Regions from separate parts of the Homo sapiens genome. Here region 2 is linked to region 1. Evidence: read pairs that join two places in POLR2A ChIA-PET (ENCODE). Cell type or tissue: Caco-2. All regions are shown on one strand. Links, peaks and the distances in the headings refer to the core of each region. The heading gives the core; the rest is flanking DNA.

Region 1 (2,910 bases), core at 297-2,796:
CCCTTCTCAGGCAGGTTCGGGGCAGCTCCAGCTGGGAGGGCCGAGCAGTGGCCAAGGTCAGTGGGAAACAGCTGGCGTCCACATGCAAACCTCTCTCCACTGGGGTGGCCAGCATCAGACCGCTGGGCCCTCCTTGAGGTGCAAAGGGAGGTCGTTCACCCTTCTCCCCAGGTCCTCTGTCTTCCTCCCCCAGCCACACCACTCTACACACAGCACATCACAGCAGGTGGATCTTTCTAAAACATCCATCACGATAAACTCAAAAAAAGAGGATACGGAACAGGAAGTGTGGTACGAGGGCACAGGGAAGGGGAGAGTGTCGGAGACAAAGCCCACGTTAACTGGTTCCATGTTTCTGTCTTCTCCTGAGACAGGATCTGGCTTCTGCACCCAGGCTGGAGCGCAGTGGTGCGATCTCGGCCTACTGCAACCTCCATCTCCCAGGCGCAGGCGATTCTCCCACTTCAGCCTCCTGAGCAACTGGGACTACAGGATGTGCACCATCACACCCAGCTAATTTTTTTTTTGTATTTTTTGTAGAGGTGGGGTCTTGACATGTTGCTCAGCCTGGTCTCGAACTCTTGGCCTCAAGTGATCTGCTTGCCTCGGCCTTCCAAAGTGCCGGGATTACAGGCATGAGACACCATGCCCGGCCAGCTCCACACTTCTAAAGCTCCTAGCACCTCTGTCTTCTTTTACTCTTCTTCCTGTTATTTTCCTTTTACTTCATGTCTCTCACTTAAAACAAAAGCAGGCCAGTCGCAGGGGCTCATGCCTGTAATCCCAACACTTCGGGAGACCGAGGCGGGCAGATCACCTGATGTCAGGAGTTCGAGACCAGCCTGGCCAACGTGGTGAAACCCCATCTCTACTAAAAATACAAACATTAGCCAGGTGTGGTAGCGCATGCCTGTAGTCCCAGCTACTCGGGAGTCTGAGACATGAGAATCGCTTGAAACCAAGGCAGAGGTCGCAGAGAGCCAAGATCGTGCCATTGCACTCCAGCCTGGGCAACAGAGTGAAACTCTGTCTCAAAAAAAAAAAAAAAAAGAAAAAGAAAAAACAGAAAAGCAGCTCTCTGAATTATGAGCCACCTTAAGACCATCTGGAGATAATACAGGAGTATTTTTTGTTTAAGTTGTCAAATGAAGAAATAACTTCCTCCATGCATCAAAAAAACAAAAAACCTAGAGAGAGAGGAAGGTGCTGGTTAACCTAGATTAACTTTCTCCCTCAGCTCTTCTACGAGTGGACGTGGAATGAGGAAACTGGGAGTTGCTATTTAAGGAATTTAAGAAAAGCCACTGGAGACAGAGAGGTTGCAGAGAACGGTTAGCTTGGGAGCTGGGAGCAGCCAAGGGGGCCCCCACTGGCTAGAGCGTGCTAAACATTCCAGGAAGTCCAACCACCTAGGAGGCCACTATTAGGGCAGGAAGGAGGGGCTGGGGTGCGGGCGGCACCCAGGGGCCTAGGGGTTTCCTGATGCTTGCATTGAGCTGTGAACAACTTCAGTACCAAGAAACCACCCCCCACCCACCGCCGGCCACCTCAAATTTCAGCCTGTGGTTAGCAGAGAAATTTGACCCCAGAGTAGATGGAATCATTGCCTTATGATGTGAGGGGATGTGGGACACTGGGACAGCAGAAACCAGATGACCACAGCCCAGGAGTGTTGGGAGGAAGAGTCCAGCATCCACTTGGGCCACGGTTCTCAACTGGAGGTAACTGTGTCCCTCAAGGCACATCTGGCAATGTCTGGAGCCATTTTTGGTTGCCAAAATTGGGATGGATACTACTGTATCTAATGGGTAGAGTCCAGGGTTGCTGCTCAACATCCCACAGTGCACAGGACAGTCCCCAACCACAAAGAACAATGTGTCTCCAGATGTCAGTAGCGCCCAGGATAAAAAACCCCACACCAGGGGGCTGAGCTGAAGATGCTGAGACCATCTCGCTCAGACCAGAGAAGTGACAACTCCCAGGATCTGTTTATCATCTTCTATGCACCAGGTGCTGTGTCAAACGTGTCAAACGTTTTAGGTGCCACTAAAGATACCTGAGCGCCTGCGAGGTGCCAGACACAGCTCACGCGGTATAACCGACGTTTACACACATTCAATCTTCTGACATTGGACTCTGGAGCCAGACTGTATGGGTTTGAATCCTGGGGCTACCACTTCGTACCTGGGTAGCCACAGGCAAGTTAGTTAACTTCTCTGTGCCTTTGTTTGTTTGTTTTTTGAGACAGGGTCTCACTCTGACACCCAGGCTGGAGTACAGTGGCATGATCATAGCTCACTATAGCCTTGAACTCCCGGGCTCAGCCAATCCTCCTGCCTCAGCCTCTCAAGTAACTAGGACTACAGGTGCACCACCATGCCTGGTGAATTTAATTTTTGTAGAGACGAGGTCTCACTACATTACCCAAGGTGGTCTCAAACTCCTGGCCTCAAGCAATCCTCCAGCCTTGGCCTCCCAAAGTACTAGGATTATAGGTAGGAGCCACTGCACCCAGCCTGTGCCTCACTTTTTCATCTGTAAAATAAGGCTGACAATCATGCAATCAACTTCAGAGGGCTGTGATGGGGTGTCTATGAGGCAGTGCACACAGAGCACTTCTCACAATGCTTGGCACATAGTAGGTGCTCAGTAAATCTCAGTGAGGCAACACCCTATGGCCAGGAAGAGCATGGACTCTACCGATGGGCTGTGGGTGTGAATGCTGGTTCTTCTTTTGATCAGCTGTGCAATCTCAGGCAAGTTTCAGAGACCAGTTTCTTCATCTGGAAAATGGGGGTTTCCATCACCCTCCTCCAGGGGTACCATGGTGAGTAATGGACAAGTTGGGACATTGACATCCTTGGAATGGCATGTGCATGACAGAGGCTTTATAAGTGAACGTGTCACTGC
Region 2 (2,910 bases), core at 92-2,591, 300 kb after region 1:
GGTGAGGTCATGGGGAAAAGGGGATTGCTTGAGCCCAGGAGTTCAAGGTTACAGTGAGCTGTGATTGCACCACTGCACTCCAGCCCTCGCTGACAGAGCAAAACCTTGTCTCTAATAAATAAATAAGTTTTTTTAAATAGGGATAGCCATGATGGACTACGGTCATTGCAAAAGCCGAATGAAATTGATCTGTGAACATGTTTTACACGTTCTGTTGCTGTCAGGCCTGGGGTGGTTTCAGCTCAGCAGATGTTGGTTCCGCCTGACAACTTGACCTGTGGGGTTCTGAGTGTTCGCAAGAATCTCCCCGCCCCACCTCCCATCCTCTGTACCATCTGCCTCCTGCTTGCCCACAGCATGGGGTTAACGGCTGAAGTTGGGCAGCAAAGCCTGAACTGTGTTTTCCTGTTGGCAGGGCAAATTCATCCGCATCAACTTCGACGTCACGGGTTACATCGTGGGAGCCAACATTGAGACCTGTATCCTTTCCCTGAGCCTGGGCCAAATGGGTACCCCTGCCCCCTACCAATCTCCTGCCCAGAGGCTGGGAGAGTCCAAGAGCCACCTCTATCTTTCCAGCCTCTTAGGTTTCTTCCAGAACAAATCTCCCCTTAACAGCAGGCATTGTGGTGCAGTGGTTATACATGTGTGGACCGGACCCCTGGTTTGAACCCTAAACAAGCAGCCTAGGCTGCATGTGATGCTCAAATGATCTGTCCCTTAGCTGAGTGACCTTGGGCTGGTTACTCCACCTCTCTGTGCCTCATCAGCAAAATGGGGATGATAATGAATGGTACCTGCCTCATAGAAATGTGAGAATAGAGTGAATGAACTCATATAAAGCTCTAGGCACCATGCGAGGTGCAGAGTAAGGGCTGGCTACGTAGTGTCTATCGTATGATCTTCACTTCATCCTTATTCAGCCATTGTCCGAGGCCAAATTCTGGACCTGTCGTCCTCTTAGAGAGTTGGTCTGTGATCGGCTCCACTTCTTAGGTAGGAAATTGATGAAAACAGAGTTTACCCAGAAGAATGCTGGTATCGCAAGGAACAAGTAGAGCATCTCTTTCATGAACCTGAGCGGTGAAGTGGAGCCAAGTTAGAAATTTCTGGACGTGGGGGAACAACCAGGTCTAGAGTTCAGTGACTGATCAGCCTCAGGAGCTTTGCAGGCGGCCCTAGGGCTCAGGCTTCCTGTGGAACACGTGCTTGGCAATGTATAGGACCTGGGGGCCTGACTTAGCTTCTTTCTGCACCTGAGGTCCTCTAGCAGCACCTAGTGGTCCCATTTTTCCACGTTATGTGCCCTGGATAAGAGGGTGGGTTGTGGAGTAGCTTCCTCTCCACTGTACTTGTCTAAGCTGTGGGGATTTGGGAAAATCACTGAAGCTCTCTGGGCCTCAGTTTTGCCTCGGTAAAATGGGGGTGATTGCACCTAGTTTCTGGAGCTGGTGCAGGGGTTAAATGAAATAATATGCATAATAATATGCACAGCCCTTGGTACGGTACTGGGCCCAAAGTGAGCATCTCATAGGTGGTGGCTATTGCGTTAACTCAATGTTTTCTACGTTTCTACTTTAATCTGCCCAAACCAGCCAGGATTCCCATCCTGCAGCTAGGAGGGCTGTCAGGCTTCGGTCAAGTCCAGAGCCAGGGCCCTCTTGTCCTGCAGCCCTGCACACACCTCTCAGCAATTCATTTCCTGTGTTTAGAGCGAGCCCCAGGCATAGCCCCGTCCTTCTGGCCTCAGCCTTCCTTTTAGATCAGTGGTTCTCAAAGTATGTTTCCAAACCAGCAGCATCAGCATCACTTGGGAGCTCTTTAGAAACACACATCTCAGCCAGGCACGGTGGTTCACGCCTGTAATTCCAGCACTTTGGGAGGCCGAGGCGGGCAGACCACTTGAGGTCAGGAGTTCGAGACCACCTGGCCAATATGGTGAAACCCTGTCTCTACTAAAAATACAAAAATTATCCAGGCGTGGTGGCATGCACCTGTAGTCCCAGCTACTCAGGAGGCTGAGGCAGGAGAATTGCTTGGATCCGGGAGGCAGAGGTTGCAGTGAGCCAAGATCACACACTGCCCTCCAGCCTGGGTGACAGAGCGAGACTCTGGCTCAAACATACGTGCGTGTGTGTGTGTGTGTGTGTGTGTATGTGTGCGTGTGTATACCCATGTACACCATGAGAAAGTCTGAGAATCACTGCTTTCCAGATTGGACATGGGCTGTGGTAGCCCGGGCACTGCTAGCTGGCTTTAGGACTTGAAGAAGACAAGGTCTGCTGATCTAGCCCCATCATCCCGCACCATCATGCTTAGTGCTGTGGAAATCCACCCAGTACAGTAGCCCAGCCTCCCAGCTGCCCTCTCCCATCACCCCGGACCCTGTGATCTCCATGCCACCCTCACCTGCCCTCCCCTCTGCTCTCCCTCCTGCCACCCCGCATCGCGGAGAAGCTCTCCTGAAATTAATTAGTGTGGCGTGTTTACGGTCTCTCTCGCCTCCATCCCGTCAGACCCCACTCTTGGAACAGAGGGCATGGAAGACAGCTTTGCCACTTGTTAGCTGTATCATCTTGAGAAAGGACTTCTCTTCTCTGAGCCTCAGTTTCCCCTTATTGAAAACACCGATAATAGTTGCACTTATTTCCTAGCATACTTTGTGAGGCTTCAGTGAGACAATTTATATCAATCATTTCACACAGGAATGAATCATAAATCATAGGATCATAGATGGTGTCATTATTTGTATTCTGTCATGTCTGAAGACAGCTCATTTTAAAGAAGATTTGCTGGTGATGGCTGTTAGGGGAACATCTCGTTACCATTACCTTCTTCCTGGAGCCTTTTTATGCTTTTTCTTTTCACTCTATTCCCCTCCCTTTTTTTTGCATCTGAAGTCTGCTGGCA

The links. ChIA-PET counts read pairs that join two places held together with the same protein. Peaks named below come from ENCODE experiments on the same cell type or tissue, not always from the same donor. Only the 100,000 strongest peaks of a DNase experiment are listed, where the experiment ranks them.
Region 2: POLR2A ChIA-PET joins it to region 1 with 14 read pairs; 3 of 35 experiments call an interaction of 5 or more read pairs at or near these places.

What each region holds. Positions count from the first base shown.
Region 1 is chr16:16,073,088-16,075,997 of GRCh38, reverse strand. All of the region lies in intron 14 of ABCC1 (ATP binding cassette subfamily C member 1 (ABCC1 blood group)), which reads right to left. Among named protein-coding and RNA genes, the nearest start is that of ABCC1, 120 kb to the right of the region's middle. RefSeq lists enhancers at 1-536, 537-1,254. In Caco-2, for the core only: no CTCF peak of the experiment used is centred there; a DNase peak (open chromatin) is centred at 1,377.
Region 2 is chr16:15,776,349-15,779,258 of GRCh38, reverse strand. MYH11 (myosin heavy chain 11) reads left to right here. Exons shown (of 41, transcript NM_002474.3): 7 at 416-479. Among named protein-coding and RNA genes, the nearest start is that of MYH11, 79 kb to the left of the region's middle. In Caco-2, for the core only: a CTCF peak has its summit at 1,262 (motif pointing left); a DNase peak (open chromatin) is centred at 1,238.